Regions from separate parts of the Homo sapiens genome. Here region 2 is linked to region 1. Evidence: chromatin contacts called from ENCODE Hi-C or POLR2A ChIA-PET data. All regions are on one chromosome and are shown on one strand. The core of a region is the stretch at or near the end of the contact, and the rest is flanking DNA. Distances in the headings are between cores, read along the strand shown. Region 1 holds the start of SMYD3 (SET and MYND domain containing 3). Region 2 holds the start of FLJ39095 (a long non-coding RNA gene).

The links. A loop is a pair of places that touch in the nucleus more often than their neighbours do. ChIA-PET counts read pairs that join two places held with the same protein, here RNA polymerase II (POLR2A). Pooled maps may share reads with other maps.
Region 2: a map of CD4-positive, alpha-beta T cell shows a loop between it and region 1 (8-fold over the local background). The contact joins the promoter of FLJ39095 here to the promoter of SMYD3 in region 1. A Hi-C loop is called at or near these places in 2 of 168 maps with a recorded cell type or tissue (CD4-positive, alpha-beta T cell and naive thymus-derived CD4-positive, alpha-beta T cell) and 8 of 50 pooled maps. POLR2A ChIA-PET finds 5 or more read pairs at or near these places in 2 of 52 experiments (activated B cell and activated CD4-positive, alpha-beta T cell).

What each region holds. Positions count from the first base shown.
Region 1 is chr1:246,503,294-246,510,131 of GRCh38, reverse strand. It overlaps SMYD3 (SET and MYND domain containing 3), which reads left to right and starts at 2,853. Exons shown (of 12, transcript NM_001167740.2): 1 at 2,853-3,078. The coding sequence starts at 2,915. RefSeq lists silencers at 1,994-2,226, 2,716-2,895, 3,166-3,215 and enhancers at 2,901-3,401, 3,402-3,902.
Region 2 is chr1:247,101,766-247,108,603 of GRCh38, reverse strand. It overlaps FLJ39095 (a long non-coding RNA gene), which reads right to left and starts at 4,093. Exons shown (of 3, transcript NR_147502.1): 1 at 2,964-4,093; 2 at 2,453-2,611; 3 at 1-232. It overlaps ZNF669 (zinc finger protein 669), which reads left to right and starts at 4,248. Exons shown (of 4, transcript NM_001142572.2): 1 at 4,248-4,407; 2 at 6,491-6,617; 3 at 6,813-6,838. The coding sequence starts at 4,405. RefSeq lists an enhancer at 4,003-4,297.

The DNA.
Region 1 (6,838 bases), core at 1,604-4,103:
CTGCAGCGGAACTCCATGTCCCGACTCCCAGTGGACTTGGATGTGGGGGGCCCTTGGTTCCATAATAATTTCAAACAGAGCTGCTGAGCTCATGTCCCTTCTGAATGTGTCCTGGACAGCCCTGGGACCATGGGGCAGGCTTAGCCCCGGAAGCCCATGGGGACCCCCATATCAGGCCCTGCCTAGGCCCATCAGGACTAAGAGGGAAGTTGGGAGATGCCCCCACAGCAGCATGGGCACCTGCATCTGGCCCCCTTGGTGGCCAATGACGGGCATGCCTAGAAGGAGCCAGGGTGGCACCCCACCAGCAATCCCAGACACCTTGGAAAATGCTGTTCAATGAGGAAGCCGGTCCCGTCAAGGCCATGAGAGAGAAAGGTGAGCATGGCATCCCTGCAGCCCAGCCAGCCAGTAGCATGCCCTGGGTCCTTGGTCCCAACCTGTGGAACAGTGTCCCCCTCCCAGGGCACAATTCGCAGGCCAAGAGGGGCCTGGCCTAGACCCCAGCCCTGGGAAGAGCGGGGAACCAGAGGTGTGGTGGGCTCCCAGCTGCAGTCAGCATGGCCATGCAGGGGGCCCTGGTACCACGGAGCTCTGCACTGTCACAATTCACCTCGCAGGGGCCGGCGAGATCCCGAAGCCTCGCAGCAACTGCTGCAGCCACAGCAGGCGCCACCACCACATGCCTTCCAGCCGCCAGTGCAGGGTTTCCCGACAGCAGGGTGTCCTGCAGCCCTCGCCTCAGCGGCTCAGACGCTGAAGGTATCTGTGGTTCATGTTTCTAGTGCTCCCACCAAAGAGAATCACTATGGAGGATGCTCTTGGTCCTGAGGTGAGCAAAACAGCACGCCCTGTGAATGGAGCCGGCTTCTTTCCTGGCCACCATGCTTGCTGGATGGGCCCACGGAGCAAGTGGCCTTGAGACGGGCATGGGAACGGAAGAGGCTCAGCATCCTGCACGTGCCCTTACCGAGGCTCACCAGGCTGACACCACTGCTGAGCGCCCCTCCGTGGATGAGACACTTGCACCCAGTCTCTGGGTTGGCACCATTTCCCAGGAGGACCAGCTGGCCACCTGCTGGCAGGCTAATCACACTGTGGAGGGGGCTGAGATTGGCTTTCACTGCACCAAGCCACAATGTGGACGTGGATTTGCCGGCCCTGCAGTGCACACAGCACTGCTTCTGACCAGGACACCCCATTCACAGCTGGGGATGTGCAGCATTGCGCTCCCACCTCAGGGCCTTGGCTCTGCCACCTCGACTTGGAATGTTCTCAGCTCCCTCCAGGCTTCTAGAAGCATCTGGGACACAGCTCATGGCTGGATAAGCACCCGAGGCCCCACAACCCAAACAAGCTTCCCATCCTCATTTTATTTTTTGTCAAACTTATGAAAATTTATTAAGATATGACTTACATCCCTGGTAAGTGCACAGCTTAAAAGATATTCACAGATGGAACACACCAGCCCCCAGATCACAAAGCCAACCATGCCCAGCCCCTCCCAACACCCCCAGCCCTGAAACCAGTGTTCTGACTTCTGACAGCACCACGAGCCTGCCTTTTGTACTTTACACTCATGGAAGCATAACCACCTTCATGTTTTAAAATAAATGTTTACTTTTGAAATGACTTTAGATACACAGAAAAATTGAAAGGCACTATAGTGTACTCCTACACCTTCCATCCAGCTGCCCTTAATAATGACATTTTGCATTACCATGGCACGTTTGTCCAAACTAAGAAATTTAGGCCGGGTGGGCTGGGCGCGGTGGCTCACGCCTGTAATCCCAGCACTTTGAGAGGCCGAGGCGGGCGGATCACAAGGTTAGATCGAGACCATCCTGGCTAACACGGTGAAACCTCGTCTCTACTAAAAATACAAAAATTAGCCGGGCGTGGTGGCAGGCGCCTGTAGTCCCAGCTACTCAAGAGGCTGAGGCAGGAGAATCGCTTGAACCCGGGAGGCAGAGGTTGCAGTGAGCCAATATCGTACCACTGCATTCCAGCCTGGGCGAGAATGAGACTCCGTCTCAAAAAACAAAACAAAACAAAACAAACCCCAAAAACAAAAAAGAAAATTAAGCTGGGTGTGGTGGCTCACACCTGTAATTCCAGCAATTCGAGAGGTCGAGGCAGGAGGTTCAGGTTCACTTGAGGCCAGGAGTTTGCGACTAGCCTGGGCGACATAGGTAGACTGTCTCTGGAGGAAAGTAAAAAGCATTAGCCAGGCATGGTGGCGTGAGCCTATAGTCCCATCTAGTCAGGAGGCCCAGGCGGGAGGATTGCACATGCCTGTAGTCCCAGCTACTATGGAGGCTGAGGCAGGAGAATCGCTTGAACCCGGAGGTCAGAGGTTGCAGTGAGCCGAGATCTCGCCACTGCACTCCAGCCTGGGCGACAGAGCAAGACTCCGTCCTAAAACAAAAAAAAGTTACAGTGCAAAGTACTAGTTGTGATGTCATGATGCCTGCAACTTTGAAATAGTTTAACGACAATACGTGTATACATAGCTACAGGTGGGGAGAGAGTGACGAGCAGAAATGGCAAAGTGCTAGGTTGTCTGATTTAGGCGGAGGTATATAGGTGTTCACTGCACTGTTTTCAACTGTTCCGTATGCGTTAAAATGATCGTAATACAATGTTAGAGGGAGAAAAAAAACCCCGCCTGTCTTCTGCGCAGTCGCCATGGGCACGAGCCGCACGCGGAGCCTTACGACCACCTTCAGGTCCCACACACTCCACTCCAGCCGTCCCTCCAGACTCCATCTGCGCATGCTCTTGCCCCACCGCGCCCGCCCCGCCCCTCGGGCGTACGTGTGCGCGCAGGGCGCAGGCGCGCGGGTCCCGGCAGCCCGTGAGACGCCCGCTGCTGGACGCGGGTAGCCGTCTGAGGTGCCGGAGCTGCGGGAGGATGGAGCCGCTGAAGGTGGAAAAGTTCGCAACCGCCAAGAGGGGAAACGGGCTGCGCGCCGTGACCCCGCTGCGCCCCGGAGAGCTACTCTTCCGCTCGGATCCCTTGGCGTACACGGTGTGCAAGGGGAGTCGTGGCGTCGTCTGCGACCGCTGCCTTCTCGGGTGCGTAAGGAGCGCCCTCGCCTACCTGAGTCGCGAGCTGTGTGGGGTGCTGGGGAGGGGGGGGCGTCGGGCGGCCGGCAGCCGCGGGACTCCTGCTGGATGGGGCTGCACAGGCAGCTTGGCGGTGCTGCCCCTGACGCGCGTGTGCCCGGGGGCGGGTCGCTGCTGACAGGCCCCGCCCGGACACCCCCCTAGGTTGCCGCAGCGGGGCTGGGAGGGGGCCCAGGCTCAGCCACTGCCCCCCAACCTGGGCTGCGGTGGAAATGGGAAAGCCATTGGGCAGACTTGAGGGGGAAGCGTTGTGCCGGGGATAATTTTGCTGGGAGACGAAAAGTCTGTGTGCTGGACAGTCTTCCTTGGTGCGGCTGTGGAAATCACACGTGGCGGGCGTGGGGCTGGGTGGGAGCTGGGATGAGTATAAATCAGGCTCCCCTGCAGAGGCCCCGCCGGTAAAGCATCAGGCTTGCAGCAGGTGGAAGAATCTTGATGTCTACGGTGCACCTCTGTGGTCTGGGTTGTGTGTGGCCTGGGGATACGAAGAGGAACGGGACCTCCTCAAAGAGCTGATCAAGTGAGAGAGAGAATTACAGTGTACCAGAAGGGCTGAAATAGAGGGGCAATTAATGTGCTGTGGGAGCATCAGACACGGGTCCCCCGTGTGCTGTGCCATTTAATGGCTGTGCAGGCATGTCTAACTCTTAACCACCATTCTAGATGCAGGGATTCACGTGAAGGTGTTTTGGAAGCCTGGACGCGCTGTGCCGGTGTAAAGTGCTATGTGAAAGCAATTTATGGAAATGTGTAACATACATGAATAATAGGAACTGCATTCAGTCAACAAATATTATTGAGCTTCTGTGTGCGAGGAAGAAGAGTTCTATTTTGAGATGAGTGCGATGATTTTGTGCATGGCCGCTTTTCAGACCTGCCAGTCTGAGATTTAGGTGGGTGGAGGTGGGACGGTAAGTGCAAAACTCGTATCTGTAATTTGACCATTGTTCTTACTTTGTTCTCATTTGATTCATAATTCAGGAATATGACTTTGCATTTTAGAGCTACCAAATAATAATTTTGTCTGTTGCTTTCTGAAGTAATGATAACAGCGAAAACATCTGTTCGGGAGAGAGCAGCATCTTGAAGTTTTTGTAAACTGTGTGGTTGAAAACAATTCGTTCCTTTCAAGATAGTTCTTGGAACAGAAAAGTTTTGGAATGAATAAATGGTGACAAATTGGCAATTGAATCATTAGAGCTGAAGTTGAGTCTTGTGACACACGGAATTGTGCATTTCCAAAATAAGCTACACAAACCCTTTGTGGGTGGGATGCTTGTTGATTTACCATACTATTTCATTAGTCTCATTCATTTTTCCTGTTTGCAGTAACTGGGGATTTAAGCAAAAAAGGAATTTAATGAAAGAGTTTTGGGGGAGTTCTCAGTGTTGCTTTAAAGTCTGCCAAGACTTGACTGGGCATCGGCTGAACCAAGTTAGGATTGCACTGCAAAAGTAGCTGGGGCTGGGATCTGGGGTGTATATCACTTCTGTCGCCTGATAATATTGGATTCTGCAGTAGGTACCACGAACACCATAGACACTGGACCCTGGTGCTGCTGCTGCTGCTGCTCCTTGGGAAACTCACTGTTGCTGGAGAGTGATTCTCTCAACCATTCTTCTTTGTGATACTGGCTTTTATTCAAAGTCCTCAGTGAGTGTCTTGGATTGGCTAAACTTAGGTCACTGCCTGCACCCCTAGCGCGAGGGAGGTTGAGACGGTATTTAGCCTTTTTGGCTTTTAAGATAGAAGGCAGGCTCACTCTACTTCCCACCGATAGTTATCCAGTGGGGAAATCAGCAAACATAAACATAGAAAAAGGGATATAAGTAAATGCTAAGCATCTAAACAAAACAAGCTAAACAGATTCTTCATAATGACTGACAAATACTTACTAGTATTTTACACAGACACAAAATATTTGCACTTACTTTGGATTGCCAGGATACACAGTTCACTTGTGTTGTGGTAGTAGTTGCTCTGTTTGAACACTCCCATTTTAGTGGTTATAGTGTTCCAAAGAGCCTGGTTGGGAATCACTGCAACCTGAAAATAGTGTTAGGGAAATGTTAGCGCATTGTTTGATGCAGTTTTCTGCCACTGTTGAATGCCTGTCCTTGAGGGATAAGTTTCTGTATTACTTGTCATCTTGTAAGTAAAATTTGTTTCTCTTTATTCACTGTCCATTGTGAAGTCTTTAAGAATAGTGCATCTTTCAGTTTTTGTAGCCCCAGTGTCTAACACATAGTAAGCCCTTAGTTTTAGTATGAATGTCTGGCAGAATTTTCCTCCTAACTGCCCCTGTCCTTCTGCTGCCTTCCATCTGAATTAAGTATGGAATGAAAATGTTAGTTTGTAGCAATTAACAGTTACATGGGAAAGGAAAAATCAAAATAGAATTAAAAAAACAGATATTGATGATAATTACAGTCATGCACTGCATAACGACATTTTGGTCAGCGAAAGACCAGATACATGACAGTGGCCCTGTATGATTATATCATTTTTTAACTGTACTTTTTCTGTGTTTAGGTACATTTAGATACACAAATACTTACCATTGTTTTACAGTTACCTACAGTATTCAGTACAGTAACACGCGGTGCAGGTTTATAGCCTCAGAGCAGTAGGCAGTACAGACAATACCTGCTAGCCTAGGTGTGTAGCAGGCTGTATGTACAGTCTGGGTTTGTGTGAGGATACACCATGATGTTCCTACAACAATGAAATCACCTCATGATGTCCTTAAGGGATGCACATCTCTACTTCCTTAGGCTCCAGAAACAATGGTTACCAAGTTTTACATGATTTCCTTTGCTCTAGAGCTGTTTTGATTAGTAGCTTTAGTTCTGTATACTTGTTTTTGTTAATGGAGAAAGGTGAACCTGCTTCATGGCTTATCTTACCTTTTTCCTCTCATTAAGGAATGGCTTCTGGTTTTTCCGTGTTGTGCCTGGAAAAGAAAATGAAGTATGTAAGTTGTAGAAAGAGTAAATGGCAATGAAATTATAACCTGAAATCACTTTTTTTTTTTTTTTTTTTTTTTTAAGATGGAGTTTTGCTCTTGTTGCCCAGGCTGGAGTGCAATGGTGTGATCTTGGCTCACCACAACCTCCGCCTCCCAGGTGCAAGCGATTCTCCTGCCTCAGCCTCCTTAATAGCTTGGATTACAGACCACGCCTGGCTAATTTTTGTATTTTTAGTAGAGATGGGGTTTCACCATGTTAGTCAGGCTGGTCTCAAACTCCTGACCTCAGGTGATCTACCCGCCTCAGCCTCCTTAAGTGCTGGGATTACAGGCGTGAGCCGCTGTCCCCGGCCTGAAATCACTTATATTGTCCTTCTGCCGTTGCATGCATTTTTAATTTGATGGAGGTAGAACAGGTTGGTTGACAATTGGGTATGAGTTATGTGTATTTCCCGTTTGCTTTGGTGAGTGCAGCACATAAAATTCCATTGTTATGATTGTATTTGTAAACCTTCTCACTCCCTAGTGTAGTGCTCTAAGTCTAATCTTTTTTATATCCCCAGGGCCTACCACATGGGAGATGTTAATCATTCAAGGATTAATATTTTGGGGAACTTGAAGTCGCTGTATGTTTGTCTTTGGTTTTCTCAAGTTCCAAGTTGCCTGCAGCTTCCATATCAAGAGTTACTTCTGGCAAACTCTAATGATAGTTTCTTCTGTAGGGTAAAGAGAATAGCTCA
Region 2 (6,838 bases), core at 2,844-5,343, 600 kb before region 1:
GACCTCAGGTTCTCTTCTGCAATGTGAGCCAGTCTCTTCATCTGCCCCCAGGTCGGTGGAGTTGCTTGGGGAGTTTTACTGGTTTCCATCTGCTCAACAGAGATGTTCATCTGAGCCGTCTGACGAACTGGGGGCGCAGAGACATTCTGAGGTCTTTTCCTCTTCTTGGACTCTGTCTCATGGCACAGCTTAAGATGTCTTGTGGGTACCCAGACAGGAAGCTGATTCTCTCCTGGTGAAATACAAGCAAATCCTCAACCTCAACAAGACCCACTGGGGCCTTTTGTTTGGGCCAGTTTTTTGGCCATTGGTAAAGAGCTATGATCGACACATCTGCTCCTATGTTGACCAGACCCTCAAATTGTTTTCCTTGAATGGTGACCATACAAATAGGTCTATTGTCAGAGACTTGATTTACCCAATAGGCAGCCTTGCCTGCTGAATTTGTGCTTCCAAATCCTCCTATTCTTTTTTCTGAGCTTTCTCCTAACTTAACATACGGCAAAAGCAACAGTTGAGCTATTCTGTCACGTGGATTAGCACTCCAGGGAACAGTGGAGGAGATAACAATTTGAATTTCTCCGTAGCAATCAGAGTCCACTACTCCTGTATGTACTTGAATTCCCTTTAAGTTGGACCTTCCCAGTATAAGTCCCACCGTGCCATTTGGCAGTGGGCCATAAACTCCTTTTGGGACCTTCCTGGACTGCGGCTGGCTTCCCAAAGTGGGGAAGAGGGCTGGTTGAAACCTGCCTCAATCCATTTGGGAACACTCCATTTGGAGTCAGGGATGTCCCGTCCTGAATTGGGAATGCCCCGTTTTGAATTGGGGCCCGGTCCTGAGTTTTGCCTTTTTTGCCTCTTTGTACACTCTCTTTTTGTATGTCCTATCTGTCCACAATTATAGCAAGACCTGGGGAACACTCATGTGTTTTTTGTTACCCTTAGTCCAGCCATTGCCTGAGCAAGGAAGCTGGCCTTATATAAGTGCTCCCCAATGCCATCACAGGCTTTAATGTATTCACTTAAAGCTTTTTCCTCATTTAGATCTGCCTTTCCTTTAATAGGTCTAATTGCTGCCTGACATTCTGTATTAGCATTTTCATCAGCAAGCAGCTGAACGATCACTTTCCTGGCATGAAAATCTGAAATAGCCTTTTGAGCCGCATCTTACAAACGGGCAATAAAATCTGGATAAGGCTCCCTTGGACCCTGTCGAACTGAGTTAAAACACGGATAAGTTGTACCAGGGTTGTGAATTTTTTCCCAGGCTCTTAGGCATATAGTTCTGACCTGATCAACAACCTCATCACCCATTACCATTCTGTTGATTTAGAGTACCCCATGTGATTCCAAGCAATTGATCAGATGTGATATTAACGGGACGTTGGACTTGAGCATTTCTGCATGCCCGATTTGTTGCTTCATCTGTCCACCAGGTTTTAAATTGGAGAAATTCAGAGGGGGACGGAGTGGATTGGGCTAGTGCCTCCCAATCCATAGGTATTAAACGCCTGTTATAAGCCACAGATTGTAACAAGGAATGAACATAAGGAGAATTTGGCCCATATTGTCCAATTGCTTGCTTTAAGTATTTTAATATTTTAAAAGGAAGTGGCTGCCAGCATGCTTGAGCATGTTCTCTGGGCTCCTCAACTGGCGAATTAATTACCAGAAACTGCAAAGCATCCAAATCCCCCATTTCTCATGCCTGGCGAATGGATGACGGGATTGTCCCCGTGCCATAATTTGTATTTGGACCGGCTCGCAGCATTCCTCTACCACAATTAACAGGTGGTAGAGGATCATTCCCTGATCGTAATTGGCTGTTAGGCGAGCCTGAAGCTTCCCTTCGCCATAGTTATTGGTGGGGCCTGCAACAATGGGAGCGGCAAGCCGCGTCTCAGGCTCCAGTTCCAAAAATTTGTAAGGCTGAGCCGGGGGTGGCCATTCCAGACCTTCCCCTAAAGGCGAAGTAGGTGGCACTGTTTCTTTTATAAGTTTTTGGAGATTAGCATATATACCTTCCCGTTTCTCGGCCTTTTTAAAACTAGACTGTGATGGTTGATTTTGCTGATCATTAGACTCCTGATTATTAAAGTTTTCTATGTCATCCTGAAGCTCCTCCTCAGTGTGGAAGGGCTCCAGTGCTGTTTTAATTGCAGGCCACGCAGACCAAGCAAGAAGGGAATATCGTGGCCCTCTTGTTGTGCTCGTTTTAAGTCTGATCCGACCTTGTCCCAGTCTTTTACATTCATGGTTCCATATTCCGGGAACCAAAGAGAATACTTTTTTACCAGATAGAACAAAGATGGGAGATTTTGGGTACTCACAATTACCCCTCCGCGGCGCAGTAACTGCCGGACAAGGCTTCAGTAATTAGCAAACTTACTCTCAGCCTGACCCATAGTTTCCGGAGGTTACCCTGGAATTTTCCGAGCGCCCTACTTACCTGTAGAGCTTGAAGTGAAAACGTACTCGGGCGTCCTTTGTCAGTCATCCTCCACTTTCCACTCTCTGGCATTCCTTCACTGGATTATTTGTAGAGATTACCGGGAGCCCGGCGTTGGGCACCAGAGACCAGCCTGGGCAACTGAGGGAGACCCCATTTCTACGAAAAAAAAAAAAAAAAAATTAGGCAGGCGTGGTGTCCAGTGCCTGTAATCCCAGCTACTCCATGAGAGATTGGACAAAACCTGGGACCAGAGACTGATTTTCTTCTAAAATGCTTTCTCCAAAATATTTTTAAAAGAAAAGGGGGAAATTGGAAAGGAAAATGTTTTGAGCCCCCCAGATCACTAAGCTAAAGGGGAAAGTCAATCTGGGAACTGCTTAGGGCAAACCTGCCTCCCATTCTATTCAGAGTCATCCCCTGCTCACTGAGATGAATGCATATCTTATTGCCTCCTTTGGAAAGGCTAATCAGAAACTCAAAAGAATGCAACCGTTTGTCTCTCACCTACCTGTGACCTGGAAGCCCCCTCCTGGCTTCGAGTTGACCCGCTTTTGCTTCAGGTTGTCCCGGATCAAACCAGTGTTCATCTTACATATGTTGATTGATGTCTCCTGTTTCCCTAAAATGTATAAAGCTGTCAGATACAGTCAGTTTCTCTTCCAAGGTTTGGCATGTTAACTTTCTTGTTTTTTTGTTTTCGAACTCAACTTTCTTGTTCTCCATGCCTCCTTGCCCTTAGTTACTGTAAACAACCTTCCGTCAGTTCTAATCAATAACTCACATCTGTTCCCTTGGTTACCTGCTCTGCACCCATTTCTCCCTTGGAAACCGCAAGTCCCACCATTGTAACTCACATCCCCCTTCCCCCTTCCTTATTTGGGAAAATATTCACAAATAGCCAACCGGGTCAGTTTAGATCGTGCGGTCTGACCCCAGCCCATGCCAGAGGTAGGGACTGCGTTAGGAATAAAAACCCCTGCTTTCCTCTGTTCAGTGTGCTCTTGCGATCGTGATTGATGCGAGCAGCACGCTTCTGCAGAAGTAAATTGCGTTGCTGAGAAAACTTTCGCTTGAGTGCTGGTTTCACTTTGCGGCACCGAGCATTTCTCTCCAACAAAACCAAGCTGTGCTCTGACCACCTTGGGCACATGTCATCAAGGACATCCTGAGGCTGTGTCATGCATATGCATCCCCAACCTTGGCAAAATAAACGTTCTAAATACTCTTACCCCAAATGCTCAGGGAGACTGATTTGAATAATCATAAAACTCCAAGCCTGCACTCCAGCCTGGGAGACAGAGCAAGATTCTGTTTCAAAAAAATAAAATAAAATAAAAAAACTCCGGTCTCCCGCACAGAGGACACTGCGTGAATTACTCTTTCTCTATTGCTATTCCCCTGTCTTGAGAAATCGGCTCTGTCTAGGTAGCGGGCAAGGTGAACTCCCTGGGCAGTTACAGAACTGTCATTATATTGCTTCCAATTTTATATATATATATATATATAAAAGGCACAAATAGCTATAACTTGTATACAGGTTAAATGTGAATGTCCTTCTTGCATGGTCGGATCCCAGCGCAGGAAGGACGCACCGCCTACAAACCGCTAGGCCAAAAGCGGTCATTCTGACCTCATCCAGCCTCACGTGAGATCGCAATCTCCTGTCACTCAGGGCCTGAGGGGCGGGGCCTGAAGCCCCATCCAATCAGGGGCGCTGGGGTGGGGACCGTTCAATCAGGCGCGCCGCCGGAAAGGAGAGGGCGGCTTCCGGGATCTGCCTGGCGGTTGCTTTGTCTCTCCTTCGCCGGAGCCGGCTCTTCCTGTTAGTCTCCGCTGCTAGTTCTTGGCTCTGGGAGGCCCAGGTGGCTCTGCAGCAGCCTCTGCCACCCTGTGACCTGCGAGTATTGGGACATCCCTAGCTGACGCCAGGACACCCGGGAAGCCGAGGAATGGTGAGTGGACTGCGCCTGGCTTCCCGAAGTGGAGAAGAGGGCTGGTTGAAACCTGCTGTGGCGCGACTCGGGCCTCCACGCCATCGGCTCCGGAACCTGCGGACCGAGTCGCCGTGGCGTAGCCGGGGCTCAGTCCTCTTCTGTTCAGGGCCGGGCCGGGCGGGGCGGGCAGCGGAACCCCTGCATCCTGTCTGTACCTGCGGGCGCCACTTCCGCCGGCCGGAGCCCTGTCGGGAACCCCTCGCCTCCCCTATCCAGGTAGTGTGGTGACCACGGGAGGGTGATGCGGGAGAGCCCCGACTCGGTGTCTCGGTGTGCGGGGTTCCAGCATGGGAGGAGCTGTGGTTCATGGGGCTTCCAGTCCCACCTTTCTTCCCCTAAAATTAAGCCGAGGCTTTGTTAAAACGTTAAACCGTGTGTTTGAGCAAACGGCGATTCATAAACCAGGTACCGCAGTCATGGTTTGTGGTTTGGGGTCCACAGAAGGGGCGTAAATGAGAGGCTTTGATAAGGTTAATGAGGAAGCAAACCATATTCTTTTTTTTTTTTTTTTTTTTTTTTTTTGGAGACGGAATCTCGCCCTGTCGCCAGGCTGGAGTGCAATGATGCAGTCTCACTCATTGCAACCTCTGACTCCCGGGTTCAAGCGATTCTCCTGCCTCAGCCTCCCGAGTAGTTGGGATTACAGGCGCCCGCCACCACGCCCAGCTAATTTTTGTATTTTTGGTAGAGACAGGGTTTCGCCATGTTGGCTAGGTTGGTCTCGAACTCCTGACCTTAAGTGATCCGCCCGTCTCGGCCTCCTAAAGCGCTGAGATTACAGGCGTGAGCCACCGCGCTCGGCCAAAATATTTTTCTGTTTACAAACATTTTACATGAGAGGAAAGCGGAGAATAAACCATCTGACACTCTACTGTAAAAAAATCTTTGTGCCTCTCTTCATCTTTCCTAAGTGTGCATATTACCAAAATGTCTTTAGGTTGATGTCCCCCTGTGAAAACTTTACAGGGTGTTGTGTCCTCAGCCCTTGGTCTGCTTGCTCATCTCTCTGCTAATACTGTGCTGTCCTGAATATTTTTGGTTGAAAATCTTAAAAGTATGTTAGGCAAGACATAACTCTTTTTTTAGATGACTGAAAATCATTAGACATTTGTCATTTTTACTAGGTATGAAAAACTAGTTTTTCTTGCCTAAAAAAGCCTGATTTGGGAATTTATGTGATTTCACAGGAATAGCATCTGGAAGTGGTGACATTAATGTCATTTTAAAAAACATGTGCCATATTTCCTCTTATTCCATTCTGCCTTGACATTGTGCAATAGAAATTTAAAAATTGTATTAGTAAATTGTTAAATATCAATTATTGGTTTTATTTACTACTCAATTAAATTTAATAAGCCTATTCTCTCTTGGTGTAATCACATGGAATGGGCTCAACTCCCCAATTAACAAGTGACAGCACATATAAAATATTGTCTACCAGGGAAACTCATTAAACACTTAGTGTTCAGACTGTGTTTTGGTGTCTGGTTCCCTAAGCACCACTGCAGTGACACAAAATAATAGACCTTTAGCAGAAAAAGTTTTGGCAACTATATTGCATAAACCATTTAGATGCAGTGAGTCATTCTTATTACTTAGGTTGGTGGAATCCCTTTCAAAATGTAAGTTACTAATACAAACAAAGATTGAACTTTGTGAGCAGGCATTTTTAAGAATAAGTAGTCTTAGGACTGATATTATTAACTCACTTATGCACATCAGGTAGGACTTTATTATGGCAGATACTAGAAATGTACGAAGTGAAATTAAGAGGTAACCTAGCAGCACATCTTACTCCCTGGATTCTCTAATGAGATGGGTATTTCCACTTTGCTGTTGCCTTTTTGAATAGTTCAATTCTAGCATTAGTACTGCTGTGTGGGAGGGAGTATGTGTGAACAGAGTAAGAGTTGTGACAATCAAGTCATAGAATAAATGCTTGGAAATTATCAAATCATGTAAACAGCTTATGAATTGAGTATAGATTCCCAGTGCTGTCAGTCTCACCCATCCTTCTATCCACATGTGTGGAATGTTCTAGGACTCGGTGGCTTTTGAGGATGTGGCTGTGAACTTTACCCAGGAGGAATGGGCTTTGCTAGATTCTTCTCAGAAGAATCTCTACAGAGAAGTGATGCAGGAAACCTGCAGGAACCTGGCTTCTGTAGGTAAGAATGACAACACATTTCAGTTAATTACAGAAGTCTTTCCCTATCATCAGTGCTATTTATGATTTGGAATGTGGCAAGGGAATGATTTGGTGAATAAATCAGGCATGGGCACTGTGTACAGTGAACATTAAATCTAGTAATGTGTCTACAGTTTGTAATAATTCATGATAATTTTATGGGTCTGCATTTTAGGAAGCCAATGGAAAGACCAGAATATT